2 separate regions of the Homo sapiens genome follow, and region 2 is linked to region 1. Evidence: chromatin loops called from intact Hi-C (ENCODE). Cell type or tissue: heart left ventricle. All regions are shown on one strand. Links, peaks and the distances in the headings refer to the core of each region. The heading gives the core; the rest is flanking DNA.

Evidence for each region. Peaks named below come from ENCODE experiments on the same cell type or tissue, not always from the same donor. Only the 100,000 strongest peaks of a DNase experiment are listed, where the experiment ranks them.
Region 2: it touches region 1 in a loop (2.4-fold over the local background); 8 of 110 quality-filtered maps call a loop at or near these places.

Annotation. Positions count from the first base shown.
Region 1 is chr22:25,481,286-25,497,578 of GRCh38, reverse strand. No RefSeq gene overlaps it. Among named protein-coding and RNA genes, the nearest start is that of MIR6817, 34 kb to the right of the region's middle. RefSeq lists an enhancer at 11,113-11,162. In heart left ventricle, for the core only: no CTCF peak of the experiment used is centred there; DNase peaks (open chromatin) are centred at 9,108 and 11,962.
Region 2 is chr22:25,529,565-25,545,857 of GRCh38, reverse strand. No RefSeq gene overlaps it. Among named protein-coding and RNA genes, the nearest start is that of GRK3, 27 kb to the left of the region's middle. In heart left ventricle, for the core only: no CTCF peak of the experiment used is centred there; no DNase peak of the experiment used is centred there.

The DNA of each region.
Region 1 (16,293 bases), core at 5,176-13,175:
ACTCTCTCCCTACTTTCTTCTCTCTTCCAAGCCTCCCTCTGTGCTGCCACTGCCCTCAGATAGGCCCCTGCATGTGACCACCAGTCAGACAGCTGTCAGCAGCTCCAGGTTTTCATCCTTACTGCACCAAGCCTCGAGGAAAATGAGGCATTTCTGGCCACTTTCCCAGTCTCTCCTGACTAAACTGAAGGTTTCCCTCTCACTGCTGTTTATCATGTGACTATCTGTCAACCAACCAGAGATGGGGGGTGCACCACACTCTGATTGGTCAAAACTTGGTTACATGCACATCCCAGAAGGGAAGTGGAGTCAATTCCACCTACAGTTCTGTAGGGAGTGAGGAAGGGAATCTAACAGAGGAAAGTCGTGGTGCTGTTACTGGAAGAGTTTCTGGGTGGGAAGAATATCACATAGCCACTACAAAGGTCATATGCTAAACTGCATGATGTAGGCAGAGTTCTGTAAGAGACTGGAAATATGAGGGATTTCAGAATCAAGATCTAAACAGAAGTTAGGAGGTAAATCTTAGAAGATGACATTTAGAAGAGATAAATATAAAGCTTTATACTTAGGTCTTAAAAATGACACAAGTACAAGATGAATTTTGCAAACGCTTCAATGAGTTAAACGAATACATGGGTTTTTTTGTTCAAAGAAAACTCAATGTAAATCAAAAGTGCAATGACATGGACACAAAAGCTAAATCCTTTTTAGGTCATATTAACAGAGGTCTGGGATCTAAATGAGGGAGATGATGATACCATACTTGGAGTACTTAAATTTTGTTATGGTTCTCCTCAAATTACAAAAAAAAGAAATAAAAGAGACTATCTAGGTAGATGAAGGGAGTTTGTGACCAGCCTTGTGAGATGTAATTGAAGAAACTTGAAATGTTTTGCTTAGAATAGGTTGGAGACTGGAGAGGAAAAAGATATGATCTCTGGAGGGCTGACTCTTGTGTAAGTTCTGTGGGACTGGAAAATGTAAGCTTACGGGTCCAGCTGTTAATACAAGAATGAAAATCCAATCACTTGTCTAAATAAACATTTCTCAGCCCTGGGTCTTGGCTGACTGACTGCTTTTCAAGAATGCCATAGCTTGGTTCGATGTACCAGAAGGATACTTATGCCAATTAAGCTTTTTGCCAAAGTGTGTCCCATAGAACTGTAGTGAAAATATGTTTGAGATGCATTGAACATCAAGTCCTCCTTCTCAAATTTAGGATACGTAATGAGCATGTTAAAGACACTGACACTTCGCTCCATCAGAGACTTTGAGTTGCTTTCATAAAGTCAGTGTTTAGCCAAAAGATCTTCCTTTTTCCTCCTGGTAACATCTGATAATATCCCTTAGAATAGCCCTCTGGGATACGGTTTGAGAAACACTGGACAACTTGGCGTTAAGAGTTCTAGCTCAGGCCGGGCATGGTGGCTTACGCCTGTAATCCCAGCACTTTGGGAGGCCAAGGCAGGCGGATCACAAAGTCAGGAGATTGAGACCATCCTGGCTAACATGGTGAAACCCCGTCTCTACTAAAAATACAAAAAATTAGCCAGGCATGGTGGTGGGCGCCTGTAGTCCCAGCTACTCAGGAGGCTGAGGCAGGAGAATGGCATGAACCTGGGAGGTGGAGCTTGCAGTGAGCTGAGATCGCGCCACTGCACTCCAGCCTGGGCGACAGAGCAAGATTCTGTCTCAAAAAAAAAAAAAAAAAAAAGTTCTAGCTCAACCATAAGACCCATAACTTGGTGGGACGAGTAAGAGCTTTGTGTTATTTTCTTCTCCTTCTCTCCTTATTTTACCAGTAGGAAAATTAAAGGCCCTAGAACGACTGCCCCATTCGGAACTTCTTTCCAATCAAGGGTCACAGTTAATTATTAAGTAACAGCATAATGGGTTTCTGCTCATATTGGATCATGTATTTGTTATAGCTGCATAACAAACCACCCCCCGCCCCACCCCCAAAAAATCAATGGCTTGGAACAACAGGGATTTACTCAGCTCACAAGTTCTTAGGTCTGCTTGATGGTTCTGTTTATCTGGGAATTGACTGGCTAAACTTGGGTTGCAGATTGGCTAGATTGGGCTGGTCTGGAATGGATTCAGCTAGGACAGCAGGTCTCTGACCCACATGTCTCTCATCCTCCAACAGAGTAGCTTGGGCTTGTTCACATGGCAGCTGGGCAGAGTTCCAAGAGAGTGAGAGAAAGGTTGTAAGGACTGGGACCTGCATGCCATCACTTCCATCACATTCTATTGGTCAAAGTCACAAGAGAAGCTTAGATTCAGAGTGGGGAAATAGACTCCATTTCTTGATGGGAGGTGCTTTAAAGTCTCACTGCAAAAAATGTGGATACAGGGAGGCCATGAATTGGGATCAATCCATGCAATCAATCTACAGCAAACGTCAGTGAAGAAATTCCATTATGTTCTTCCTTTGACTCCCATCCTGGCCTCAGAGTTGAAACCCCAGCTATTCTTTCATCTTTCTAGCATACACGCATTTATTATGTAGGACCCAAAACTGGGTGGTGGAGGGGAAGCCCAAAGGTGCCTACTATGTGCACCATGCATTGTATTACACTTAGAAAAAAGGAAGTAATAGAAGAGTTCTTGCCCACAAACCAAGTGTGGATATCAGACCTGTAAAAACCAAGTGCCGAGAGTCATGAGTAAGCAATATGCAAATTTTGGTGGCAGCAGAAAGGAGCATAGGATTAACTCTATTCAAACATGTCAGAGAAGGGACACAGAGGAAGAGATCTGTGAGCTGGGATGACTGAGGATTTTCTGGGCAAGCCAGCTGAAGAAAGGCAATCCAGGTAGAGGGAACAGCATTTATAAAGGCATAGAGTGTGAAATAGGATATTGAGTATAGAAAACTGCAGATGTGGCCAGGCATGGTGGCTCATGCCTGTAATCCCAGCACTTTGGGAGGCTGAGACAGGCAGATCACCTGAGATTGGGAATTCAAGACCCACCTGACCAACATGGAGAAACCCTGTCTCTACTAAAAATACAACAATTAGCCAGGCGTGGTGATGCATGCCTGTAATCCCAGCTACTCGGGAGGCTGAGGCAGGAGAATCGCTTGAACCATGGAGACAGAGGTTGAGGTGAGGTGAGCTGAGATCACTCCATTGCACTCCAGCCTGGGCAACAAGAGTGAAACTCCACCTCGAAAAAAAAAGAAAAAAGGAAAAAAGAAAATGGCAGATGTGGCGTAAGTGGGAGCCAGGGAGGGATGTTGGGAGATGGACCTCAGGGGTAAGGATATAGAAGACCCTGGGGAGAGGCTGGGGAGTGGGTATTAAGTGTGGTGGGGGAACGAGGGGTAACATGGCTAGATTTGCATTCTAGAAGGAGGACTTTGCCTGGGGAGTGGTGGAGAAACCACAGTAGAAGCTGGATGAGGAGTAGGGAGAAGGGATGACTTCTGTTTGGGATATGCTGCGTTTGAGGTGTCGATGGGACACTGAGATGATGGCAGTGGAGGTGGATCACTCCTCAGATCAAAATGCAGAAGGCAGCTCGGAACACTGAAGCTGGAAGCTTCTCAGAGCTCAGGGGGCCTGTGGGCTCTTGGAACACCAACTCAGTCCTCTCCAGGATTTTCTCACTCTTTTCTCTATCTCTCAATTGGCATTTCTCTCTCATCCCACACAGACACCCTGTAAGTCAGAGCCCAGTTCTTCCCCTACACTGGGAGGGGGGTAAATTTAAAAATTCCAAAGGAGGAAGAAAGGAAGGATCTGCTTTCTGACGGACAGTCTCAAAGAAGTGTCAAAGCCTCGGACCCCAGCCAAGTGTCCTTTCCCTCCCCACTCCCCCGACAAACATCATCTCCCATGGCTTTGGACGCCCGGCGTCTCTGTATCTCTCCACAGATCTGTGTTTTTCTCTCGGGGCCATCTGTCGCTGACTCTGCTATAAATCTTGTTGTGTTTCCTTGCCATATGGCATAATTAATTACTTCAAGGCACAAAAGACCCCACAGCTCTGCAGGCCAGGAGCCAGCTGGCTCACTGAGGAGCAATTTGCCACAATGAGGCAAATAGCCGGGCTACTGTGCCCTGTCAGCCGGGTCCCACAGCAGGAACCAAGTTGGCTGGAACCCCCATTCCCTGCGGCAGCATCTGCCACTAGCTCGGCAGAGGCTGTGTCTTCAAGGTTACATGAGTGGCATTTATAGACATTAAGGCCACACACCGTCTATTGCTATAGAAGGGAGCGTGCATCTATTAACTCAACGGGGACCCCCCCCAACCTCATTTATCTTTGTCACTTAACTGCTAAGTCCAGAACAGTCTGTCTGTTCCACTTGGGCAATGGTTTATTGGACTCCCAAATCTTTGGAAAACTACTGAGGGAGAATAAAATTAAAGAACACAGCCATTGAAAGCTGAGTCCTTGAGTGGGCCCCTCCGCCTCTGAGCAGTTGGCCTCTGCATCTGCAAACAGGAAGGACTGGATGAGCACTCAGTTCCCTTCCAGCTACAGTGTGCCAGGACTCCTTCAATCAACCAACGGATATTCAATTGACAACCATCCCTGTACTGAGTGCTGGGGAAACAGTTCTGGTGAGGCAGATGTAGCCCCCTGCTCTTATGTAGCTTGCTGCTAGAAATGAGGACCACACACGAGCATGGGCACACACACAACATACACATAAATGTACCAAATTATCACAGCTGGTGGCCAACAGGATGAGGAACTGAATAAAGCAGGGGCTGAATTAAAGAACATCAGGAGGCCAGGCATGGTGGTTCACGCAGCGCTTTGGGAGACCAAGGCAGGAGACTCCTGACTCACTTGAACACAGGAGTTTGAGACTAGCCTGGGCAACACAGTGAGACTCTATCTCTAAAGAAATAAAATTAAATTTAAAAAATTAGCCAAGCATGGTGGTGTGCACCTGTACTCCCAGCTACTCAGGCCTGAGGAAGGAGGATCGCTTGAGCCCAGTAGGTTGAGGCTGCAGTGAGCTGAGATTGCACCACTGCACTATAACCTGGGTGACAGAGCAAGACCCTGTCTCAAAAAAACTTTTTAAAAGAACACCACCTTCAGAGAGAGGACTCACAGAAGGTCTCTTTGAGGGAGTGATATTTTGTTAAACAGATTTATTGAGTTATAATTCATATGCTGTAATAGTTACCCTTTTAAAGTGCAAAATTCAGTGGTTTTTAATATTTTTGCAAGGTTGTGCAATCATCACTACAATCTAATTTTAGAACATTTCATCACCCCCCAAAAAAGGCTTACACCTATTAGCAGTCACTCCCCATTCTCTCCTTCCCCCAAAGGCCCTGACAACCACTAATCTACTCTCTGTCTCTATGGATTTTCCTATTCTGGACATTTATTATGAATGGAATCATACCATATGTGGCCTTCTGAGCCTGACTTCTTTCACTTAACATAATACTTTCAAGGTTTATTCATATTGTAGCATGTATCAGAACATCAGTCCTGCCAGGTACGATGGCTCACACTTACAATCCTAGGACTTTGGGAGACAGAGTTGGGAGTTTGAGCCCAAGAGTTAAAGACTAGCCTGGACAGCAGAGCAAGACCCCCTCTCTGAAAAAAAAAAAGAGTAGCAGGGTGTGGTGGCACACACCTGTGGTCCCAGCTACTTGGGAGGCTGAGCTAGGATTGCTTGAGCCTGGGAGGTTAAGGCTACATTGAGCCATGGTCATGCCACTGCACTCCAGCCTGGGCAACAGAGCAAGACTCTGTCTCAGAAAGAGAGAAAGAGAGAAAGAGACAAAGAAAGAAGAAAAGAAAAGAAAAGAAAAGAAAAGGAAAGAAAGAAAGAAAGAAAAGAAAGAAAGTAAAAGAAAAGAAAGAAAGAGAAAGAAAGACAAAGAAAGAAAAAGAAAGAAAGAAAGAAAGAAAGAAAGAAAGAAAGAAAGACAGACAGACAGAAAGAAAGACAGAAAGAAAGAAAAGGATGTCAATCCTTTTTGATGGCCAAATAATACTGTGTTGCAAGGATATAGCACGTATATAGCATGTTTTGTGGAATCATCAATCAGTTGATGGACTCTAGGTTGTTTCCACTTTGGGATTATTATGAATAATGCTGCTATGAACACTTCTGTACAGGCTTTTGTGTGGACATGTTTGTATTTCTTGAGGGGGTGACATTTAACCTGAGATCTCAAGGGTAAGAAAGAATCAGTCATGTAAAAAGCTAGGCAAAATTCTTCTTGGCTGAGGGAACAGTACAGACAAAGGTCTGGAGATGGGCTACTATACATGTCTAGGGCCCTTTAGGTGGCTCGCAGGCTTTAGAGGAATTACAAGAGCATCTTTTTCAAGCTGCACAAATCCAATTTTCTGCCGAGGTGTGTCTAGTCTCTTCCTGAGTGTGCAATCTGAGTCAATTTAGTCTAAGGGTTTATTGTCAGCTCAGAGGAAAATTTCTTGGATTGAGCAACTTGGGGTGACTTCTGCAGGCCCCCACAATTTGCAGGAAGCCTGAGGAATCGTGGGTGGGAAAGTCGAATGGAGTGGTTCCAGGAGGCAGCATGCTTTGGAGGTAGAGGCATTCGAATGACTGACATGCATGCATTTCACTACCCCCAACTCCCATAAAACTCAGCCTGGTTGCCTGGCAGCAAATATCTTCTCTTGGCTTCTGTATTACCTTGGCTATCAGTGAGACTTTTCCCCTCAAAATGTCCTTGCATTTGTTTTTTAACTTGGCTTCCCTGGGATCAACCTGGCACTAGGAGCAAAGGGCTGGGCTGATACTTGCTTAGACGTCTGTGTGAGGGTCCTGGGAGGGTGGTTCACTGAGTGCTGCTACAGTGAGGGTATTGCAAGAGTATGTTGAGACAGCAATAAGAGGATAGATGCACCCACCTGGCAGTGGACGAAGACGGGGCTGAGAGAAGTTAGGATCCCAGAACCTAGATCAGGATCATACAGTCAAGAAGGAAAAATTTACCTCGTAAAAGTGAATTTGGGGGCTCTTTGAAGCAATCCTTAATCCAGTCAGTACACTCCTTTCCATAGTTGATACTGTTGGCTAACTCCTTCTGTCCACCCCCACCCCCAGCCAAGGGAGGCTGGGCTACAACCAAAACTCTGAACTTAGGGCCCCACAGACCTGAGTTCAAATCCTAACTCCTCAATTCCACTATGTTACTTTGCAAGAAGTGCTAACTGTTCTAAGTCTCAATTTGCTCATCATAAAATCCCATTACACAGCCTGTATTATGTAGGAATTGCTTTCAGCAACAGCAGTTCCAAATAATAATGGTATAAACAAGATATACCATGGTTATTTCCCTCATACAAAAGAAGTGTAGAAGGATGACATCCAGGGCAGTATAGAGTTTCCACACAAGACGAAGGCTCCTTGTGTCTTTCTGCTCTACCATTCTTAGCATCTCACCTTATGGTGCCTGATGGCTGCTGCAGCACCAGCCATCACATCTGCATTATAGACAGGAAAAAGGAAGGAATGGCAAAATTATTCTCACCTCTTGAGTTGAGTTTTCCTCTTTTAAGGAACTTATAAGCAATGTCTATCTAACAACTTATTTACTCCTATCCAACCCTCCTGCAAGGAAGCTAGGAAACATGCTTATATAGCCAGGGATATTGCTGAACTCAGCAGCAGAGCATGGCTGTTTTATTCAGGGAGAAGTGGAGGGTAGCAGGCAACTAAACATCTTCACAGCAAGATCTTAATTTAGTCACCTCCTCGCAGAAAGCTGCCCTGCCCACTCTATCCAAAATAGCACCCCTCACTCTAAACCACCACTCTGATATGTGTTGCATAGAATGTATCACTCTCTGAAATTATTTATCTATTAGTTTCCTTATTTAGGGATTGACTTCTCCCCTAGGATGTAAGCTCCATGAAAGAACAGCAACCATATCTGTCTTTATTCATCACTGGCTCAAGTTGGACAGCTGTGCAAATCTGTGGGTGACTGTTGAATAGTCCCTATCCCAAAGGGTGACTATGAGTCTTTAATGAGATGCTGAGGACGAAGCACTGAGCCCAGAGTCTGGCAAGAGAGGCTGGAACTGGCTAGTTGTTTCCTATGCCATTTCCCTTTTCTTCCTATCCACCTAGCCACAAGGCTGAGTTCCACCAGCCGAACGGAGGCAGGAGTGACATGGGTCACTTCCATGCCTCACCCCTGAGCCTCCTGGGACATCTTCCATGCACTTTCTTTCCTCATTGCCTAAGGATTCAGTAGAGGAACTTTGTAATATGATAAAAGCTAGAGTATAGAAGAAATGTGGGCTCCTCAATGACTACATGGAGCAGAAGTCTTCATCCACACCAGACTGGGATGGAAACAAGAAGAAAATTTTTATCATTTGAGCCACGAGTTTTGGGGATGTTTGTTACAGAAGCATTTCATTAGCCTTTGCTGGGTTGCAAACCACCCCACGATGTGCCTTAAGACAACATTGCCTTGTGGCTCCTGATGCTTTGGGTTGCTTTTGCAGTTCCTCCCCCAGTTTTGCCTGAGTTCATTCACAAGGCTGCATTTGGTTAAAGGATTGGTTGAGCTGAAGAGGCCAACTGCCAGTGTCTGGCATTTGGTGCTGGCTGTCTACTGGGCCATCTCCAGTTTTCTTCATGTGGCCTCTCATCCACACAGGTGAAACTGGGCTTCTACACAGCCTGGTGGAACCAAAGTTGCAAAACAGCAAAAGAAACTGCAGCAGCCTTTAAGACCAAGCCTTGGAAAATACCCAGCATCACTCATGCCACATTCTGTTGGCCAAAGCAAGTCATAAATTCAAGAGGGGAAAAGCAACAAAGTACATTGCAAAAGAGTGTGGACTCAGAGAGACAGACTCTTTGTGGGGTTATTATTATGTTAGTCTACCACAAAGAGTTAATGTAACAGAGTGTGTATGACTGGCATTTCAATTTCTGCACCTCCTCCTCTGCTCTCATTCCAGGCCCCTGTGACTCTTACTTCTGCAGAGCCCTCATATGCACACATTTGGTGGCAACAGTGAAGTCCGTGGGAATTGAATCTCAGCAGGACACAGCTACATTAACAGAGCTCATGAGCAAAGGGAACTGCCCTCCTAGGCTTGGCTTGGTGCCCAGAGCTCCAAGGAAAGGTCACCCACTCCTGCTGGCAGGAGGTCTGAGTCAAATAGCTGTTAAACCAAACAAACTAACACCCACCTCCACTGCTGCCCACGCAGATATGACCGATTCTTTCCTTGAGAGAGAAAAGAAAAGATCTCTCTTTGTTATTTGACACTCTGACCTCTGCAGCATGGAAACTAAAAATAATACCCACAGGAGAGTGCTGAATGTTTATCCTATTGTTCTTTGCACTCACAGCTACCTGGGCTATGCACACCAAGATGAGAGAGGGAGGAGAATTAGAGACACGAGCATAAGGCCAAGGCTGGAGATCTAGGTTTTCAGAAATCAAAGCTTACATTTTTTTTCCTACAAATCCATCCACCCAGCCCATCCCACCCACCTTTCCACATCTCCACCTATTCACCCATCCATCCATTCATCCATACCTTCATTCATGCATTCATCTATCATCCACCCATCCTTGTATCCACTCATGCATCTATCTGCCCATCCACCCACCCTTCCACCCACCTTTCCATCCATCCTTCCATCCATCCATCCACCCGCCCATCCATTCATCCACCCACCCTTCCACTCACCTTTCCATCCATCCATCCACCAGCCCATCCACCCACACACCCATCCTTCTATCCACCTTTCCATCCGTCCATCCATCCATCCATCCGTCCATCCATCCATCCATCCACCCATCCATCCACACTTCCATCCACCCACACATCTACCCATCCATCCATCCATCCATCCACTCATCCATGCATCCATTCATGCATCCATCTATCATCCACCCATCCTTGTATCCACTTACGCATCCATCTACCCATCCACCCACCCTTCCACCCGCCTTTCCATCCATCCGTCCACCTACCCATCCACCCATCCATCCACCCACTCTCCCACCAATTCAACCACCCATCTACCCATCCATCCATTTTTATCTGTCCACCAACCCATCCACCCTTTCACGCACCTTTCCATCCATCCATCCACCCATCCATCTACCCACCCATTCACTCACCCATCCATCCATCCACCCACTCACCCACTCTTCTACCCACCCTTCCACCCATTCATCCATCCATCCATTCATCTATCCACCCATCCACCTACCCTTACACCCACCTTTCCACTCATCCATCCACCCACCCATCCACTCACCTACCCATTCATCCACCCACACATCCACCCACGCATCCACCCATCCATTCATCTATGCATCTCTTCATCCACCCATCCACACTCCCATTCAGTCACCCACCCATCTGCCCATTCATCCATCCATTCACTATTTATTGAGTGCCTTCTATGTGCCTGGCACCGTGCCAGGAATTCACTGGTGAACATGATCCATTAGAAATCTGCCCTTGTCGGCTGGGTGCAGTGGCTCACTCCTGTAATCCCAGCACCTTGGGAGGCCAAGATGGGCCGATCACAAGGTCAGGAGATCGAGACCATCCTGGCCAACACGGTGAAACCCCGTCTCTATTAAAAAAAAAATACAAAAAATTAGCCGGGCATGGTGGCGGGCACCTGTAGTCCCAGTTACTCGGGAGGCTGTGGCAGGAGAATGGCGTGAACCCGGGAGGCAAAGCTTGCAGTGAGCCGAGATCGTGCCACTGCACTCCAGCCTGGGCGACAGAGTGAGAGACTGTCTCGAAAAAAAAAAAAAAAGAAGAAGAAATCTGCCCTTGTCGAGTTTACATTCTGGAGGGGTGTTCAGACAATAAGTAAACAAAGCAATAAATATTACAATTGCTTTTTGGGTAGGTATATTAAGCCATTGCCCAGGGGGTGCAATTTGAGCACCTTTTCTGGATAGGGCAGTTACAGGCACATGTTATCTTCTAATTTAATTCTCATTACTACCTAATGAGGTTGTTACTATTAATATTCATGTTTCACAAAGAGGCAAGCAGACTCAGAGTAGTGAGGTAACGTGCCTAAGGTCACACAGCTGGCAAGCATCAGAGCTGCGATTGAAACCCAAATGTAGCCACTGATCATGGTGGAGCATCAGGAGGAGAAATTACTGTATTCAGGGCCTTCTGCCTCTTTTGTTCTGGGCCTTGTACCAATGTTGGGGCCATTGACACACAGGGGTCTCACCCACACAATCACACTCCTTGCACCTGCTCTTGGTCTGATGACTCAGATATTCAGGAAGTGGGATAAACTTTAACCCAGCTCATCCTTGCTGGGCCCCAAGACAGCCATGCCTTCTGCTGGGCTCACATCTCTGCCACTTGTTCAGGCCTTCCATCAGCAGGGCAGCCACAGAGTTTCAGAAAAGATCTTCTGGATGTAAACAGAAAAAGCACCTGCGGGTAAAGGGATGGGCGGCCACCTCTGGGCTCATAAGAGCACCAAAGAGTCTGGACTCAGGTGTCCACACTGCCATAGATTTGCTGTGTGACCCTGGGCAAGTCACCACCTCCCTTTTGATCTTTGTTCCCTTTCTGTGCTGCCTGCTGGTAGGGCTTGTGCCTGCTACAGTCACTCATCCAGATGTTTCTGAGAACCTACCATGTGCCAGGTTTTGTGACAGCCCCCAAGGAGCAACTAAGCACAGAATTATAGTTCCAAGAGACAAGCCACAAGGTGCTATGAGAATGTAAAATGGGTTGGCCTGATCTGGATTAAAGGCTACAAAGGACTTGCTGGGGGAGTGACATTTCCCCTGAGACTTAAAGGAGGATTAGAAGATAACTAGGTGCAAATATGGAAAAGGGATTCTTGGCCAGAGGAACCGCATCTGCAAAGGCCCCAATATGGGAAAGAGTTTGCTGAGTCAAGGACCCGGGAAGTCACCCACATCGCTGGCACCCAGAGTGAGAGGCATACAGTGCAGGACAAGCACAGGGAGGTCAGGGGCTGGGTTTTGCAGGGTCTTGGAGACAGCAGTGGGATTTGGGACCCCGAGCAGAGGGAGGTGGGGAGCGAGTAAGCTCCAGGGAGCCCAGATATGCATGAACTAGGCTGCGTAGACCCACTTTTTGGGCTGGGGGCTGCACAGAGGGCAGTCAGGTGGGACACTGGAGCTTCAGAAACAGACTTAACCTACTTCATAATATTGCCAGGACTAGATTGTGTAAGACAGCATGGGTTAGTGGATAGGAGGATGTGGGTCAATAGCTTTAGGTAGACCCTGGAAATTTACCCTATGGGAGGGCAGGGCTCAGAGCTTTGTGTGAGCAGCTATGTAATTTGTTTATCCCTTTGGTTTGAGCATCCTCTTGGCCAGGGGTCCTAATCTTCAGTTAGAGCTCTGTCAATTGCAAGTAGCAGAGAACCTGGCCTGAGAAAAGGGAATTCATTGGCTCCTGTGTTTGAACAGCCCAAGGGCAGACCTTCAGGTATGGCTTGATCCAGGGTCTTCACTGATATCACCAAGATCCTGTTTCTCCACTTCTCAACATGACTTCCTTGGATATGACAACATGTGCAGATCCCTCAACAAAAATGGCATTGACAGCTCTGCATTCCATCTTCATCCCTCCAAGAGCCTCAGAAAAGAATCCGCAGGCTCTTCTTAGGACTTTAGGCCATGCACAGACTCTGATTGACCCATACTTAGACTAGTTAGTGGCCAGAGAGACAGAATGTGCTGGCTGGCTTAGTTTAGGTCCTATGTTCCATTACTCATATCCAGGGTGGAGATGGCTTCCTTGAAAGCATAGAGAATGAATGTGAGTGAGGGGGTTTCCCACTCTAGCAATACTGGGGCATTGTTGCCACATAAAAGGGAGAGGTAATAAGCTGGATGAGAAGAGCCACATATGTCTATCATAGGGAGGGGCCCATGATCCCCCGGGGGTGAGAGCATTCTGGGGCCTACCTGGGGAGTGGAAAACGTTGTCTCAGCATTGCTAGGCTTTGAGATAAGGGTCAGGGCTAGGAGTCAGTCAGGAAGACAAAGTGAAGAGTCAAGGAGAGGTGTGGTCACTAGAAAGCAGAGACCTGGAGGAAGTGGTGGAGGTCAGGGAAGACTCACAGCATGTATGGAGTTCTGAGTGTACAGATGTGATATGAAGAGCTTTGCATGTCACAGGGAGGTGTGCCCACACTGATCCAGGATGGGATGGGGATGCTCACCTTCAGTCCCACTTTCCCACTCTAAGTATCTGGGGAGTTTCTCTCCATGACCTGCCAGTGTATAGAGGTCTCCTATGGTTTCAAACATTGGAGAGTGGAAGTCTGAGAAGATGAGTAGAAGGGCCTGGGTCTCCCTCTGTGTAGGCTGTGGGCTGCCATTGGCCTTTGTTGCAGATGGATCAAAGTTCCATGAGTACAGAGAGAAAGAGAAACAGGATCCTGTTGACATTTGAGCCCCTGGATCAAGCCATGCCTGAAGGTTGTCCACCTACTGGGCAGGCAATATAAAATTATCTCTGGGTACCCAGGTGCTTCCCTCCTGGCTGTCCAGCCCTCCACTTATGAACCTGGCACTTTCTGGGCAGCAGCCACACTCCTGGACCTCTTTTCAGTCTGAGAACCCACTTTCCCCATCCCTTCCTTCCCAGACCCTTGTACTCTTAAGGCGACCCTATGTCCTGGTTTCCCTGGACTGTTTTAATGTCTATTGTCCTTGTGTAATTCTTCATAGTGCCTCTTTCATTCTCAAAGTATCTTGCTTTGGATAATAAATAACAGTCACTTCACACATCCCTCCATTCTGACGTTCCTGCTCACTTCCTTTCTCACTGCAGACCTTACAGGCCTGAGAGCTGTTAAAACTTGAATCAAAATTATTAGCAACAACAACAAAATCCAGTCTCTCTCTACCAATGCAGGAGAGACTTAGCCTTTGACAATACCTCTCTGAGGTTTGTTTACATCCAGTCCTGGCAAAAGGCCCTTTCTGCAACGATATGTGACAGGTGAAATGATTCCTTCTGAAGGAGAAAAAAAAAAAAAAAGAATTCTCACATCAAAACAGCTTCAGTCCTGAGGGTTTCCCTGCCTCCACCCACTCCATGTTCCTGTTCCCATTCATTCTTACAATAAACCCCTTGTTTTAAGGTAGCTTGTCTGAGTCTCTTTTTCCTGCAACAAAAAGAGGTGTACCTAAAATAGGCCAGGGCCTGGGCCAATGGCCAAATTTAGATGAAAAACTGGGTCAGGCAGGAGAGGGAGCAGCAGGCTGGGAACTTTTGAGTATTGGGGCTAGACAGCTCCTGCTGATGGGGCACTTCCTCTGTGCCAGCCCATTAATTTATTAAGTAGTAAAATTAATCTTATTTAATTTTCTTACTGTCCTTTGAGGTAGGGACTGTTATCTACAGTTGATAGAGAAGAATACTAAGGCTCAGAGAGTCAGGATTTGGGTATCCTATCCCAGTCCTCTCCATCCAAGATCTGCAGGTTGGGGCACCAGGGCAGACTTCCAGAACACAAAAGGGTAGTGGGAATCTTGGCCATCTGGCATGGAGACGCTCAGCCTGCATGGCCCAAGCTGGAACTCTTCTGCACAAACAGGTCTGTAGCTTTCTTCATCATTTTTAAGTGAATTTGAGGAGTGTGGAACAGCCAGAGATCATTGTTTTAGCTCAAATGAATTTAAGCAAGATACGGAAAATGTAGTTAGATCCAGGTTCTCATGTGCTATTGACCCATGTGGCTGGCACTCAGTTCTCTCTCCATCTCTCTTTCATGTGTTACTCCCTCTACTAGGTATAAAGAATGGTCACAGGCAGTCCCAAGCTTCATCCTTACAGCTTGTAATCCATAAGGTCTAACTATCTGTCTGTCTGTCTGTCTGTCTATCTATCTATCTATCTATCTATCTAACTATCTATCTATCTATCGCTCTTCCTCTCTCTCAGCTTCCACATAGAAATCCAACTAAGGATTTGGATTGGCTCTGCTTGGGTCACATGTTCACCTCAGGACCAATCACTGAGCCCAAGAGGACACTGACATGGGTGCTAGGATTGGCTCAGCCTGGTCACAGGCCCTCCGCTGTGGTGAGGAGGGCAGACAACAGTGATTAACAGCCTCTGGGGAGTGAGGGAGGCATGGTTTCATCAAGGAAGGGACGCTAGTGGTCAAAATCAATACATCCACCATGCTTCAAAAGATATGTAGCAGGGATACCTAGTTTAAAAGTTTTTAATGTGTATTTCATTTTGCTTTCCTGAGTACAGATTTTTATCTCTACCACGCTAGGCATCCATTAGTCTGGGTGAGATTAGAATTTATTACAGAAAATGCAAAGAGAAAGACAAGTGATGTTAAGCTTTAGACATCAAAATTAGATTATGTACCAGACGATAGCCTTAAGGAAGAATTCTACAGGTTCCTTATCTTTGAGCTTATGAATAATTGTGCCAAACATCTTAGAACATAGAGTTTGTCTGTGGATTGCAGGGTCTGTCCCATCTGCCTAAAACCGTTGGGTACCCCTGATAAAGAGAGGACATGATGGAGGTCAGGAGATCGAGACCATCCTGGCTAACGGTGAAACCCCGTCTCTACTAAAAATACAAAAAATTAGCCAGGCGTGGTGGCAGGTGCCTGTCGTCCCAGCTACTCGGGAGGCTGAGGCAGGAGAATGGCGTGAACCCAGGAGGCGGAGCTTGCAGGGAGCCGAGATGGCGCCACTGCACTCCAGCCTGGGCTGCAGAGCGAGACTCCGCCTCACAAAAAAAAAAAAGAGAGAGAGAACGTGATGTAGTGGAAGTAGAAGAAATGTCTGCCTGTTTTCTGACTTCTCCAATGATATTTCTCTATAACATGCATCAATGGTTATTATTTCTGTTTAAACGTGTTTTTAAATGTGTTTAAAACAAATAGGGGAAGATATTAGAACACATAACTTGGACACTGATGGTTAATTTTATGTGTCAGCATTGTGGGGAGAAGTGGGAGCAAAATGGGAAAATCCTCTTCCCATGATATTTCTCTATAACATGCATCAATGATTATTATTTTTGAGCACCCACTGTCCCCCTCAGGCATTGTGCTATGAGAGAGATCATTTGTTGTTTCACTATCCCTATGAAATAAGCATTTCTATCATTCAAACTGTTGGTTGTGAGCAAGTTCTGTCAAACAAAATGTGTTTAAAACAAATAGGGGAAGGTAGCCAGGTGTGGTGGCTCACGCCTGTAATCCCAGCACTTTGGGAGGCCGAGGTGGGTGGATCATGAAGTCAAGAGATCAAGACCATCCTGGTCAACATGGTGAAACCC
Region 2 (16,293 bases), core at 4,713-12,712, 49 kb before region 1:
TTGCACCAGCCCTTGTTAGTGATCCTCAGTGCTCTCAGTGGACCTTCTTCCCCAGCTTCTCCTACAAGCGTGTATCATCTGATTCCTGTAACACAGTTCTTATTCCAAACATACCACCGTGTGGCTCTGCTTCCCGGACTAATCTCTCACCGACACACCTAGTTTCTGACCCCGCACCCAAACCGCTATCCCTCTCTTCAAAGATAGCAGAAATGAGATTCAACTGGAGGTATCAATAAAGAGCTAGACTCTGCAAGTTCTCAAAGTTTGGATAGGAAGTGTGGGCTGAATTCTGAGGACAAAAGGGAGCCATTGAATGTGTTAAGCAGGCACTGGGGCATGATTTGTTTTTTGTTTTTTTTTTTGTTTTGTTTTTTCAGAAAGACTGCTGTGAACATAATGGGTTACTGGAGGGCCAGAGAGATCGTGGGGAGACCAGTGAAAGGGCTGTCACATATGTTCCCAATTATTTATTTTCATCTATATAAATGGAGCAATTGTTCAATGAAAGTTAAACTTTAATCATGGCATGAAAGGGAATAAATCACTTGTCAAGTAAATATTTACTGTTTCTGGACTACGGCTCCTCAATAAAATGTGTCTGTCTCCTCTTTTCCCATCCAGTATCCAGCATAAAAACCAGAATTTAAGAACTCCTCTGCTGGGTGTGGTGGCTCACGCCTGTAATCCCAACACTTTGGGGAAGCCAAAGCAGGCAGATGGCTTAAGCCCAGGAGTTTGAGACCAGCCTGGCCAACTTGATGAAACCCTGTCTCTACAAAAAATACAAAAAACAAAAATAGCCAGATGTAGTGGTGTGCACCTGTAGTCCCAGCTATTTAGGAGGCTGAGGTGTGAGGATGGCCTGAGGCCAGGAGGCAGAGGTTGCAATGAGCTGAGCTGGCACCACTGCGCCCCAGCCTGTGTGACAGAGCAGGACCCTGTCTCAAAACAAAACAAAACAAAAACAAACAAACAAAAAACCCTTCAAATCGTGACAACATGGATTAAATCAACCAAATAAACCAGAAAATATGAACAAGTAACACCGAGAGAAAACAGACACAGGAGACACCTTAAACAGTAACAACAGCAGCGTGGTGGTACCAGGTACCAGGTTTGTAGAAATTTGTTCATCTACAATAAGAAAATGTTACAATATTGAAAAGGAAAAATGGAAGAAAAAAATATCACAGTCTCCCTTGCCATCCTACCACTGCCTTTTCAGCTCCGTTTCAACATTCATGCTTCTTTCAGCTCATCAAGAACAGGTTGTGTGCATATCAATTTCCAGAGCAGTTTTCTGAAGCTCCAACTGTGTATGATATTAGCCTTCTGAGAATTAAGTCCTAAAAGAAGCACCACTATTTTTTTTCTTATCTGCTGGGGAAAAAAATGAAGGATAAGGAAGGGGAAGATAGATTTTGATCGCATATTCTGACTCTCAAAGCAAAACAGAAACAAGATACAGCTGCCTTGAGCTTCATTCTTTTGAATTTCTGCTTTGAGGTTTTCATTCAATAACAACATTTGATTGAGAAAGTTCCCCCCAAAACCTGAAGGGGCCTATGGATCTGAGTTAACAGCATTTACCCAACAGCCCAAAGAAAAATTATTTTCATATGTCCTGAAATTAAGGGAACTATCTTTATTCCCATCTCATAAAAAGGAAGTGAAACGTAATGATGAAGCTGAACTACAGGGGCCCACAGTGTCCTTTTGTTCCCCCAAGTGGATGCTCTCAGATTGCAACTTTGAGGAGAAGCTCATGTAGGTAATAAAAGCTCTGGGAGGGCACAGACCCTGAAATACCAGGGGTTAGGCAGAAATTAAGTGAAGCATCTGAGGAAGCTTCTAATGTTCATTCTATTATTTTTTTGGATGAGTAATCTTCTCTTCCTTTCTATTGGTCGATCTCTCTCTCTCTCTCTCTCTCTCACACACACACACACACACACACACACGCAATTCCTTTTAAAAATACTCTATGAGGCCAGGCGCCATGATTCACGCCTGTAATCCCAGCAATTTGGGAGGTCAGGGTGGGAGAATCATTTGAGTCCAGGAGTTCAAGACCAGCCTGGACAACACAGTGAGACCTCATCTCTACAAAAATTTTAAAAATGAAAAAAATTAGCTGGGTATGGCCTCAACTACTCAGGAGGCTGAGGCGGGGGCATCACTTGAGTCTGGGAGGTTGAGGCTGCAGTGAGCTATGAATGCACCATTGCACTCCAGCCTGGGCAACAGAGCAGGACTCCGTCTCCAAAAAAAAAAGAAAGAGAGAGAGAGAAAGAAAAAGAAAGAAAGAAAAAAGAAAGAGAGAGAGAGAAGAAAGAAAGAGAAAGAAAGAAAGAAAGGAAAGAAAGAAAGAAAGAAAGAAAGAAAGAAAGAAAGAAAGAAAGAAAGAAAGAAAGAAAGAAAATGGAAGTACTCTATAAATAAACCCGGATAACAATTTCCAAGTAGCAGCCTGCTCCCTGTTCCCTGTCACATTGCTCACACTCCCAGAAATTCCTGCCCTCACCATGACACTACAAGTACCTTCTATTCCCTACTCCTCTAAAAAAAAACAACAACAACAAAAAAAAACAACTACTGCCTCTGTTTCACTCCTAAGGCTCTGATTGTTTTTTGCTCTGTGCCAGCCATGTGTCAGGTGCTGGAGGCAGCGGGGACACCAGCACGGGCAGAGGCTCTGCCCTTGAAGAACTCTCATTCTAACAGGAGATAAATGAACCAGATGACTAGAAAATAAATGAACCAGATACTGTGAGTCTGTAAAAGTGCTGTGAAGGAACTAAACAGTAATTTGTAAAGAGTGTCAAAGAAGGAAGATTTTCTTTCGCAGGTGATCAGGGAAGGCCTCTCTGGGGAGAACCTAAGGTAGATTCCAGGAGAAGAAGTCAGCACAAGTGCATTTTAGGCAAAGAGAATAGCAGGTGCAAAGGTCCTGGGGCAGAAATGAGCTCAGAGGATTTAACGTTCGGTGAGTTGTGGGGTGGGTGGGAGTGTAGCTGATAAGGTCAGATGGGTGGAGAGCGGTCAGTTATAAAACCTGTAAAGAGCAATGGGAACCATGGAGGGGTTTGCCCATGTGTGGGAAGGCCTGTATTTCTTTTATGGAATATTCATCATCTTTTTGCCCAAAGTCTCCAAACAATTAGACTTTCCTTGACTATCAAGATAAACAGATATTCCTATGTGTAGATCACTGTAAACACTTTAAGTGCTAGGAATTCATACTAGGCCTCGTAAACTCTAAATTTTAGAATTAGAAGTGATCCCTGAAGATCATTTATTTTGATATTGTTCTGCATTCTCTGAATAACATTGTCTTACTTGATTAGAAAAGTGATAAAGGCTGAATCCACTGAAAATAGTTCGCATGTGAGTAATGAAGACTCAACTAATTCACTTAAACTATATAGGCTACTTATTGACCTTTGAACAAGAATTCATTAGCTTCAGGCAAGGCCTGATCCAACTGTCTGATATGATGTCAAGGACCTGCTCTTTCCATTGCTCTGTTCTGCAGTTTCTAGTGTAAGCTTCTGCCATCCTTAGTATAAGCTTCCTCCTTAGGCTGGCTGTTTGTATAATTACAGGATAGCTGTCTGCACCTACCTACCATGACTATCTATCATCTTCCCTAGTAATGTCTAGTAAAAGCACTCAGGGTTTCAACTTAGCTAGCCAACATCTTAAGATTAAATTTGGACCAACTTAGGTCACATGCCCACCCCTGCACCCCTGAACCAATCACTGTGGCTGGAGGAACACAAGGACCTCATGGCTCAGCTCGGGTTACATATTCTACTCCTAGATTCCAGAAAGTGGGGTCACCTTCCTTAGAATCACATCAGCTAAGATTAGAGAGAGGATGATTTCCCTAAAGCAAAATCAGTCATATTGTCAAAGTTGGGAATGGTAGGTGGATGTCTGAAGTAAACCTTCAGGTCACTTGTCAAAAATGAACACTCAGATACATAATTCTTATAAAGGTTACAGTTAACAGAGCTAACTGAAAGAAGTCAACAGGTGTCACTAGTGACCACCAGGAAGGTGGGTTATATTAGTCACGATATGCAAACTGCTATAACAAACTATTCCTAAATCTCAGTGACTTGACACAACAACGGTTTGTCAAAGAAGTCCAAGATAGCATGGGTTGGAAACCACGGTGCTCCACACAGTCATTCAGGGACCCAGGCTCTTTCCATCAAATAGCTCTCTCCTATACCCAAGGTCCTTGGGGATCTTCATGAGATTTTTTTACATCCAATGAGCAGATGAGGAAAGAGAGCACACAGAAAAGGCACAGCCACCCTTAATTGTCTTGAACCAGAGGTAACACACGACACTTTTGGTCTCTTTCCATTGGCTGGAACTAGTCACGTGGTGCCACCTACATACAGCAGAGCTGGGAAGTATAGAATAGTGGGAGCCCAGGTAGAGGTGGGAACATGGATAGTTGTGAACACCAGCACCTTCCTAACAGTGTGTCATCAATCACAGCTTCTGGAATCTCTGCAGTTCTTTCACATGGTTATTGTAGAAAATTTAGAGATTCCAGAAACACCGTTTTTAATTTTGATAAGTAACCCAGAAAGAGAAGTACAGAGTAGGATGTGGAAGACTATTGTTCAGAAATATTGACTGCCTGTTCCCTCTCCACTAAAAGGACAGAGTCTATTTCCCCCACTTCTTGATGCTGAGTTAGGCAGTGTGACTCACTTTGGCCAACAGAATGAGGCAGAACTCACTATTGCTAGTTCTGGACCTACGTCTCAAGTGGCCTTGCAGTTCTCACTTGCCCTTTGGTGCTTCTGCTGTTGCCACTGGAAGAACATGCTGGGCTAATGTGCTGGAACCAGGAGAAGGATGATAGATACATGGGCAGAGCCACTCTAGCCAATTCTCTCTAGATTGCCCAGCCCTCATTGCTAACCCTCAGATGTGTAAGCAAACCCAGCTGAGATCAACAGAGCCAACCAGCCAAGCCCACCTAGATCAGCCACAACCCACCCACAAACCATGGGCTAAATGAGTTCTTGTTGTATGACATTGAAATGTGTTGTTTATTGTGCAGCAATGAGCCAATATGGTGGAGTTGCTCAAGCTTGCAAAGGATACTGTGTTTTCCCAGGTTACTTTTTTACTGGAGACAATAAAAAAGGGGTAGGAAAATATTACAGAAGTGTCAGGCGCATGCTGAAGGAAATACTCCAGACTCTGCTGAAGATAATATGCTCTGAGATGACACATGACCCAGAGGTGGAATTCCAGAGCCATGGTTAACTTCATCCTTCATGACGTGAATCCAGGGCTTCTGAGGACAAGGGAGTCAACAAAGCACTGTGCATCAGCAAAGAAGGTGCTGGAATCAAGACAGAAAACACCACCCACCACTCACCACCACCACCACCTTCACCCCCACCACTCATAACTATGAAGCATTTATGCCTACAAGTCACGGGGTTGTTTTGCTTACAGAGGAGCCAATATGGGCATAAATGGAGCTGAAAGAGGTTCAGAGACCAAGAGCAGAGAGGAACTACAGACCAAAGTTCCCCATTCTGGAAAGTCAAAAATAATTGGAGAAAAGCTCTGACTTCCCAGTGTAAAAGAGGGAACCTTCCACAACCCAAAGTAGTAGAACCAGCACCTAACACCCAGATCTTTGTTTTTAATGCCATTCTCCAATTACAAAAAAAATTTTGGAGAAATGGTTGATTCTAGGACTGGGGTAGGAAATCTGCAAGATGAGCCTGGAGGATCTTGTAGTGCTAGAAATTGTTCAAACACAACCACACACACACACACACACAATGATGGCGGTGTGTCAAAGAAACACATGGGCCACGGAAAGAGCTCCCAATGGCCAAAGCTGGAACAATTCGAGCAAGAAAATACATAAAGTTGCACTGGATTACAAACACAAGTATTAAAAAAATTCATGAGTTTATACTGATATTCATGAAATAAATACAGAATAAAATAGGCAAATCTCCTGTGCAGAAAAATTGCAAAACATGTACATATACATTCTGCCCTCAAGGAGGGGGAGTCTAACATCCCACTCCCTAAGTGTGGGCTGTGCATAGTGACTTCCCTCTACAGGGGGTACAAGGCAGGGGTGGGTGAAGGAAGAGAAGCATAACTTTACCATAGAGAAAACTGACAGACTCTACCTCAGCCAGGTGATCAAGGTTAAATCATGGTGTCGTAGGTAACCTTAATATGATATGATGAGTTATGGCACTTGATCTTTGTGGTCTCCCTCCTAAAAACCCACCTCACTGGTTTAACCATGAGCAAAACACCGGACCAATCCCGGTTGAGGAGCGTTCTATAAAGAAAACCTAACCAGTACTCCTCCGAACTGTCAAGGTCATCAAAAACAAAGTCTGATTAATTGTCACAGCCAAGAGGAGCCTGGGGAGGCACGATGAGTAAGTGGAATATGCTATCCTGGAAGGGATCCTGGAACAGAAGAAGGAGATTGGCCGGGAGGGGTGCCCCACACCTATAATCCCAACACTTTGGAAGGCCGAGGTGGGAAGATCACTTGAGGCCAGGCTGGTCAACATAGCAAGACCCGGTTTCTACCAAAAAAATTTTTTTAAATAAATAAATAAAGGATATTAAGTAAAAATTAAGGGAATCCAAACAAAGCAACAATTGTAGTTAATGTTTCAGTACAGGTTCACTTCTGGCAAATTCACCATATTAATGTAAGATACAATTAGTGTTAATAATAGAGGAAACTGGGTGGTATGTTAGAATGCTCTGCACAATCTTCATAACTTGTCTGAAATCAAAATCAATTCTCAAATAGAAAGTTTATCGTTAAAAAATGTGTGAACCAGGGCCATCCTTGAGGATGAAAGAGGAAATTTAAGCATAGACTTTGAAGTCAGGCACAGTCAGATTTCGTTCCAAGGTTGTGTTACATTTATTGGTTGTGTGGTCCTGGAGAAGTCACTTAACTTCCCAGCATTTTGTCTTCCTTGTCTATAAAATATGACTATCAAGGTGCCTTCCTCCTAGAATTGTGGGGAGATATAAAGGAGGTCACATATGGAAGCAGTGTGACATATCGCAAACACTCCATAGATTATGGCCATCATAATTGTTATTTATTTCTTAGTATGAAAATCAGAGAAATCTTACCTTCCCAACCAATAATAAATAAGGCAATAATTCCCCCAATAGGTTGTGCATGCTGAAAAGACAAAATAGTTTCTTTTTTTAAATTTTAGATTCAAAGGGTACATGTGCAGGTTTGTTACATGGGTAGACTGTGTGATGATGAAGTTTGGGTCTCTACTGATTCCGTTGCCCAAGTAGTGAACATAGTAGCCAATAGGTAGTTTTTCAAGCCTTATGCTCCTACCTCCCTCCCCACTTTTTGAATCCGCAGTGTTTATTTCTCCCATCTCTGTGTCTGCATGTACCCAATGCTTAGCTCCCATAGATAAGTGAGAACATGCAGTAAATGGTTTTTTGTTCCTGTGTTAGTTTGCTAAGGATGATGGCCTCTAGCTGCATCCATATTGCTGCAAAGGACATGATCTCATTCTTTTTTTTTTTTTTTTTTGACAGAGTCTTGCTCTGTTGCCCAGGCTGGAGGGAGTGACACCATCTCAGCTCACTCCAACCTCTGCCTCTGAGGCTCAAGCAAATCTCATGCCTCAGCCTCCCAAGTAGCTGGGACTACAGGTGCGGGCCACCATGCCCAGCTAACTTTTTGTATTTTAGTAGAGACGGGGTTTCACCATGTTGCCCAGGGTGGTCTTGAACTCTTGAGTTCAGGTGGTCTGCCCGCCCCGGCCTCCCAAAGTACTGGGATTACAGGCATGAGCCACCACGCCTGGCTGATTTCATTGTCTTTTAAGGCTGCATAGTATTCCATGGTGTGTATGTACCACATTGTCTTTATTCAATCCACCATTGATGGGCACCTGGGTTGATTCCATGTCTTTGCTATTGTGACTAGAACTGAGATAAACATATGAGTGCATGTGCTTTTTGGGTGGATTGATTCATTTTCCTTTGGGTGTAGTTTTTTTTTTTTTTTTTTTTTTTTGAGATGGAGTCTCACTCTGTCACCCAGGCTGGAGGGCAGTGGCGTGATCTCGGCTCACTGCAAGCTCTGCCTCCCAGGTTCACCCCATTCTCCTGCCTCAGCCTCCCAAGTAGCTGGGACTACAGGTGTCCACCACCATGCCCGGCAAACTTTTTGTATTTTTAATAGAGAGGTGGTTTCACCGTGTTAGCCAGGATGGTCTCGATCTCCTGACCTTGTGATCCGCCCGCCTCAGCCTCCCGAAGTGCTGGGATTACAGGCGTGAGCCACCGCGCCCGGCCTCCTTTGGGTATAGTTTTAATAACCATTGAGGCCGGTGCAGTGGCTCATGCCTGTAATCCTAGAACTTTGGGAGGCCAAGGCGGATGGATCATCTGAGGTCAGGCGTTCGAGATTAGCGTGGCCAACATGGTGAAAACCCATCTCTATGAAAAATACAAAAATTAGCTGGGTGTTGTGGCGCACGCCTGTAATCCCAGCTACTCGGGAGGCTAAGGTAGGAGAATCGCTTGAACCAGGAGGCGGAGGTTGCAGTGAGCCGAGATTGGGCCGTTGCTCTCCAGCCTGGGAGACAGAGAGAGATTCCATCTCAAAAAAAAAAAAAAAAAAAACCCAAAAAAAACCATTGAGATAAATCAGTGAACATGAGAGTTACAGTGGAGTGGTCGATGGTATTGTTTGTTCATGACTCTTCTTTCTCTCCCACCTTGGCCATGGCTTCTCTTTAGAGAGTGTACGATGCTACCCCACTGACTTGAGCTGCCGCCCTGTGATTTACTTTGGCCAATGGCCCACAAGCAGAAATGATGCAAACAGAGGCTTTAAGTATATTTATGTGCCGTGGCTTAGCCTCTTGTATACTTGCTGTCACCATGATGAGTATGCTCCAAGTAGTCACTGCTCCTTTATCCTGGTCCTAACGTGAAAGACACACGGAGCTGTCCTGAATCTGAGCCCAGTTAACTGTGGCTGATATCCAGACCCATGGGAGAGAAATGAATGTTGTTTGTCACAAGCCGCTGAGATCTTGGGCTCACTGTGCAGCCTTATCCCAGCAACAGCTGACTACAAGTTGATTGTTACCAAAATATTTGGACACTACCCATGTTTCTTCTTTATTGTTTTATGGTGACTCAGTAGAAGATGAAGATATCTTTCTAGGAAAAGCAAGCAGTGCCCCTCCAAAGAGACAATCACAGTGGAAGAAGAGTTGATCTTACCCACAATATTTATGTCTTGTGCCACTCAAGAGTTTCCGTCAGTCTTTTCTTTGAATGCCCCCATTTTTTGTTTATTTCACTTATTATTTTTTCTTTGTAGTTATTAATCATCCAAACTGTAGGAACTTCTAGAGTGGCAGTGATGTGTTAAACAGAGCAGACACTTCACAGATATGATCCCTAGATCACGCAATATCTTTGTAAAATTTGCTTTATTGCCTTCAATTTACACATAAGGAAACAAAGGTCCAGAGATCTTAATTGCATCACACAGCTGGTAGGTAAGTAACAGCCTTCAGGCTCAGATGTATGCCTTTGGTTTCTACAATCTTTGTTTCAATATTGCAACTCTTTTATTTTATTTATTTTAGAGACAGGGTCTCGCTCTGTTGTTCCAGATGGGGTGCAGTAGTGTGATCATAATTCACTGCAGCCTCAACCTCCCAGCCTCAAGCAATCTTCTTGCCTCAGTCCCCCAAGTAGCTGGGGACTACAGGTGCATGCCACCACCCCTAGCTAATTTTTTAAATTTTTTTTTGTAGAGGTGGGTGTCCCTGTGTTGCCCAGGCTGGTCTCAAATTCCTGGCTTCAGCTTCCCAAAGTGCTAGGTGTGCCATCGTGCATGGCCTTATTTTTATTTTTATATATTTAGAGAGTACAAATGCAGGTTTCTTACATACATATATCCCATAGTGGTGAAATCTGGGCTTTTAGTCTACCCATCATCAGAATAGCGAACATTGTACCCAATAGGCAATTTTTCAACCCTCATGCCCCCTCCTACCCTCTCACCTTTTGCAGCCTCCAGTGTCTAGTGTACCCCGTATGTCCATGATTACAACTATTTTTAAAGTGGACAACTAGAACTATGGGATGGGTTCAGAAATGCATATCTAATGTGGGGTTCAGAGACACTGGAAGCTTGGTGAGAGAGGTACCTTTAGATAAGAAGATGTCTCAGAGATCCCCAAGCTACCACCTAATTTAACAGTGACTGTTTATTGAGCACTTTACATGCCAGGTGCACTATGCCTTGGAGAGGCAGAGATGTGCAAAGATTCACATGGTAAGGAGATTGAGTTTTGTTCTGAGGGTAAGGGGGATCCACAGAAAAGTTTTCAGTGAGGGCTATGAGGGAGCAGTAAGAAGGCAATTACAGGAGTCCAGGAAAATATTGGCCTGGACTGGGTTAAGGTAGTGGTGGGTAGAGAGAGGTTCAAAAGGCACTTGGCACAGGCAAAAAAAAGAAAGAAATAGACAAACCGAACTTCATGAAAATTAAAAACTTTGGTGCATTGAAGGACATTCTCAACACAGTGAAAAGGAAACCTATAGAATGGGAGAAAGTATTTGCAAGTCATATACCTGATAAGGGATTCATATCCAGAATATATAGAGAACTCCTACAACTCAACAACAACAAAGGCCAAACAACCCAGTTCAATCCAAACAACTTGAATAGACATGTCTCTGAAAGGGATATACAAATGCCAATAAGCACAAGAAAAGATGCTTAGAATCACTAATCATTAGGGGAATGGCAACCAAAACCACAGTGAGATACCACCTCACACCCATTAGGATGGCTACGATCAAAAAAACAGAAAATGACAAGTGTTGGCGAGGATGTGGAGAAATGGGAACACCTATGCCCTGCTGGTGGGAATGTAAAATGGTACAGTCTCTGTAGAACACAGTATGGCAGTTCCTGAAAACCGAAATAGAATTTTCACATCATCTAGCAATTCCTCTTTAGAGTATATACCCAAAAGAATAGGAAGCAGGGTCTTGAAGAGTTGTTTGTACACTAATGTCCACAGCAACATCATTCACAAGAGCTGAAAACTGTGGAAGCAACCCAAATGTCCATCCACCAATGAAAGGATAAGTAAATGTGGTATATCCATACAAAAGAATACTAGTCAGCCTTAAAAGGGAAGGAAATTCTGGCACATGCTACAACATGGATAAACCTTGAGGATACTATGCTAAGTGAAATAAACCAGTCACAAAGAGGCAAATACTGTATGATTCGCTTATGTGAAATACTTAGAGTTCTCAAAATCATAGAGACAGAAAGTAGAATGGTGGTTGCCAGGAGCTGGGGGTTGGGGCGAATGAGGAGTTACTGTTTTATAGTCTCAGTTTTACAAAATGAAAAGGGTTCTTAAGATAGACTGTCGTGACAGTTGCACAACAATATGAATGTACATTTAATATCACTGAATTGTACACTAAAAAATTAAGGTGGTAAATTGGCCGGGTGCTGTGGTTCATGCCTATAATCCCAGCACTTTGGGAGGCTGAGGCGGACAGATCACCTGAGACCAGGAGTCTGAGACCAGCCTGGCCAAAATGGTGAAACCCCGTCTCTACTAAAAATTCAAAAATTAGCTGGGTGTGGTGGTGGGTGCCTGTAATCCCAGCTACTCAGGAGGTTTAAGCAGGAGAATTTCTTGAACCCGGGAGATGGAAGTTGCTGTGAGCTGAGATCACGCCACTGCACTCCAGCCTGGGCAACAGAGCAAGACTCTGTCTCAAAAAAAAAAAAAAAGAAGGAAAAAGAAAAATAAAAAAGTGGTAAATTTTATGTTAAGTGTATTTTACTACAATTAAAAATCAAAATAAATAAGTGATATTTTACAGGCACTTAGGAAGTAAAACAAGTAGGGCTGGTTCTCATTTATTGCATGCAGGTGGACGGGGCTAAGGAAAAGAAAGGAATAAAAGCAAATCCCAGATTTCTGGCTCTGGCACCCGCATTACTAGTAGCAGCATTCTTTAAGACAGGGAGTACTAGGGAAGGATTCATCCCTCCACACATTTGCCTTTGGCTGGTATGTCTCTTTAGTCTCCTTTATCTATGGCTTCTGCCTCTGCCTATTTTTTAAAATTTTCCTTGCAATTGACATATTTTTTAAAACTGAATCATTTGCTCTGTAGAGTACCTCACAATCTGGGTTCCATTGGTTGTATTCTTGTGGCATCTTTTAATATGTTGTTCCTTCTCTTGTATGTCCTGTAAATTGGTCATTAGATTTAAAGATTTGATCTGATTCAGGTTTGAGTTTTCAGCAAGAATATTTCGTAGTTAGTTGTATTATTCAATCAGCAGGCTCATAACGTCTGGCCGTCTCTCTTCGGGGGATTTTAGTAGCCGATGATGCATTGCCTAGAGCCATTATTTCCTTAGGCACTTGCAAAATGGCTCTATTTTAAGTCTATCACTCCTTCCTATTCGTTGGGCTGCTTCTATGGAGAAAGCTTTTCTTCATCGACTAAGATACAGTACCTACAGGAAAGGCAAGATAAATGCTCGATTCTTTTATTTGCCAATTTTCAGAATAATAAGTTGGTTCTTTAAAATACCTTCCAAAGGAGGCCAGTGAATTTTGGTTTGATTTGTTTTGTTTTTAGGATCATTGTTAACTCATGGAGTTTAGAATAGTTCATGCGTTTCACCGCATTGTAGTTATTCTTCTTTCAGATGCTCACAGAATTTCATCTTTAGCCAGCGAGAGCCAAGTGGGTTGGTTCCTGAGCCCTTTTGACACAACCATAGTAATCTTTGATAGCCTCCTTTCTTCTGATTAACAAGATGTCCTAAGATCATCTTGTACATTTCCTACCCCACTCTTGGAATCAGCCATTTCTCCCAGGAGCTGTAATTCCTTTCACTTTGAAATTGTTCTTAGAGACCATAATCAGTGTAATAGCTGGGTTGGTCATTGTTTCTAGGTAGTAGGTTGGTGCAAAAGAATTTGCAGTTTTTGCCATTACTTTTAATGGCAAAAGCTGCAATTACTTTTGCACCAACCTAAAATTTCAATAATCAAAACTAGGAAGTAAAAATTTTAAAAAAGAAATGCATCATAAGTTCATACTATTTCCCGTTCAAATTTAGGATTACAAGGCTTCATTCACTTAGGTGATCTTGTATTTTTATATGTTTTCTCTTATGCTGAAAATCTTAGTTGCTGACAACACTAATTTACCAATCTATTTATTTTACCCACTATGTATTAAAATAACAATACCAATATTTTTGCTAATAGTATGATTAATGAGAATAGTTTCTTTCTTTTTTTGTTTTTATTGTTATTTTGTACAGTCAAATTGCTGTGCTTAAAGTCACATATATGTGGTTAAGTCACTAAGCCAACACAGTTAGGTTCATTTGTTTCATTTTCCTTTCAGTTTTAAAGAATTAATTTTCATTTTCTTTTTGACTTTTTATCATTGTAGAAGAAACTTACATGATTCCCGAGTCAAATCTATAAAATGATATATTTTCAGATGTTAGTATTTTTAAATATGTCATCCATATCTCTCAGACTGCTTTTTATTGTCTAGAAAACGTTAGGTTTTACCTACCAATGAAGAGAAATAAGACTGTCATTCAGACTATTAGAAATGATGAGGTATTTTTATGAAAAGAAACATATTCAACCTTGAAATTAGAAACCATTTTTGTTTCCCCTAACAAGGGCCTGTCTCTCAATTTCCCACAGTTTCAAAGCCCCACTGCACAACCGAATGAAAACACAATGTCATTATGGTTACTGAAATCAATTATATGTCCAGGTTTTCCATTTGCATGCAGCTTCCTTCAGACAAGAATGCTTTTCAGAAAATCTTTATTCCCTTTGGACTTTTTTCCCTGAAAGCTTTTATGATTAATGTGACAACACAAATGCAGCCATGTCTATAACTGTCTTCCATAGATACACAAATAGAATGTACTGAAGCATCACAGGTTGAACTTGCTCATTGCCTTGCAGGACTGACACAACCCCGGCTAGAAGCCTCAACCTCATCGTTGCGTGCTCTCCCTCTCTTCCATCACTGCTAGTTGCCTCTATGTCCTACTGGTTCCAGCACTCAGGGTCTCAGACACCCAGCCTCCCTCTCCTTTCTACTTGGCCTCATCTCTCCACCAGCATCTTTCATGATGGATGGCAGCAACAGCCTAGTTTCCCTGCCACCAGTCCCTCCCCTCCAACCACTCACAATACAGCAACCAAACTGTCTTCCTAGAAAATCACAAGCCTGATAGTCTTAAAGTCCCGCTTAAAAATTGTCAATGGGGGGCCAGGCACGATGGCTCACGCCTGTAATCCCAACACTTTGGGAGGCTGAGGTGGGGGGATCACGAGGTCAAGAGATCGAGACCATCCTGGCCAACATGGCGAAACCCTGTCTCTAATAAAAATACAAAAATTAGCTGGGTGTGGTGGCGTGCACCTGTAGTCCCAGCTACTTGGGAGGCTGAGGCAGGAGAATCGCTTGAACCCGGGAGGCAGAGGTTGCAGTGAGCTGAGATTGCACCACTGTACTCCAGCCTGGTGACAGAGCAAGACTCCATCTCAAAAATAAATAAATAAATAAATAAATAAAAATAAAAAATAAAAAAATTGTCAATGACCTCCCATCAATCAAGGAACAAAATACAAAATCCTTAGCATGGTATAAACACCTTTCATACTCTCATAATCTTACCCTCTCTTTTTTTTCTCTCTTTTTTTTTCTAGAAACTCTTTTATGTTCTTCCCACCTCATGGCCTCAGAACATGCTAGAAATTTTTATTCCTCTCTGCCTTTACTCACATCATTTCCCTACATGGAATGCCCTACATGCTTATCCATTCCTACATCTTCACCTAACCAACTTTTACTCATTCTATGGCACCCAATGAGTTTCAATCACCTCTCCTGTGAATCTATTTCATCTCCCCAACTTCAAACACAACTAAGCCTTCCTTTCTTCAGGCTTCTGTTACACTGTTGTCAAGCTTTATTTTAGTATTTATCTTATACAGCAGAGATGAGTTTGTATACCCACTTCTTACTAAGAAGTGTTGTACACCAATAAATTCATCTATATGAAATGGACAAATTCCTAGAAACACACAAACTACCAAACTGACTCAAAAAGAAATAGAAAATCTGAATAGGCTTATAACAAGGTAAGAGATTAAAGCATAATCAAAAAGCTCTCAAGAAGGAAATCCCAGGACTAGATGACTGGTAAATTCTACCAAATATTTAAAGAAGAATGAACACAAATCCTTCCCAAACTCTAGTTAAAAAAAAAAAATAGAAGAGGAGGGAACACTTCCTAACTCATTGTACGAGGTCGCATTACTCTGATACCAAAGCCAGATAAAGACATCACAAGAAAAGAAAACTACATACCCACTTCTTACTACCAAATATGAGTGCCTGTGTCTCACTGAGCTTTGGGCTCTGAGCACCCAGCACAATTCCTGGCACACAGTGAGAAACCATAGAGCCTTCTTTATTCCTGAATAATTTAATGGCTAACCATGGGCAATGTTTGAACTGGAAGAGGTTGTCTGACTTGAAAGGATTTGAATCCCAAGATAGTTTTAGATGGTTATAGAAAGATGTGTTATTCTTAACATCACTCAGAAAGTAAGTCTACCACATTCAATCAGCTTTGTGATTTCTCTCTTCCAAATTCCCCAAGGGAGGGAGTTGGAGCTGGGTAAAGCTCAAGTTTCACTTAATGAGGTAATGATTTGTCCTCTTTCTTGTGGGAGTGGCTGCAAAGATGAGAGGATCGCACAAGAGCCCAAGAGCATTCCTTGTGTATTTCTAGAACACAGTAGATAACCATATGGAAATATTACTCAGCAGCTGAACTACTCTCTGGGAAGATCCTTGGGTTGGGATTGGGAACAGGCTAGAGGGACAGAGGCCCTCCTTTTTTTTTTTTTTAAACTGATGCCGTTGTTTTATTTCTTTGCATGTTGCAGCACGCAGAACATTAATAGAGGATGAGAGTGCAGTGACTAAGGAGACGCTAGAAGGTTCAGGGAGAAAAGCAAAAGGAAAAGGAAAGGCAAAAGAGGTGTCATCACAGAAGTCCTATGGGGATGGGTGATGAGGAATCTTATTAAGTTTTGCTTTTTCATATGTCATGTAAATTCTCTCCCCAGTGTTTCCATAACACTTTGA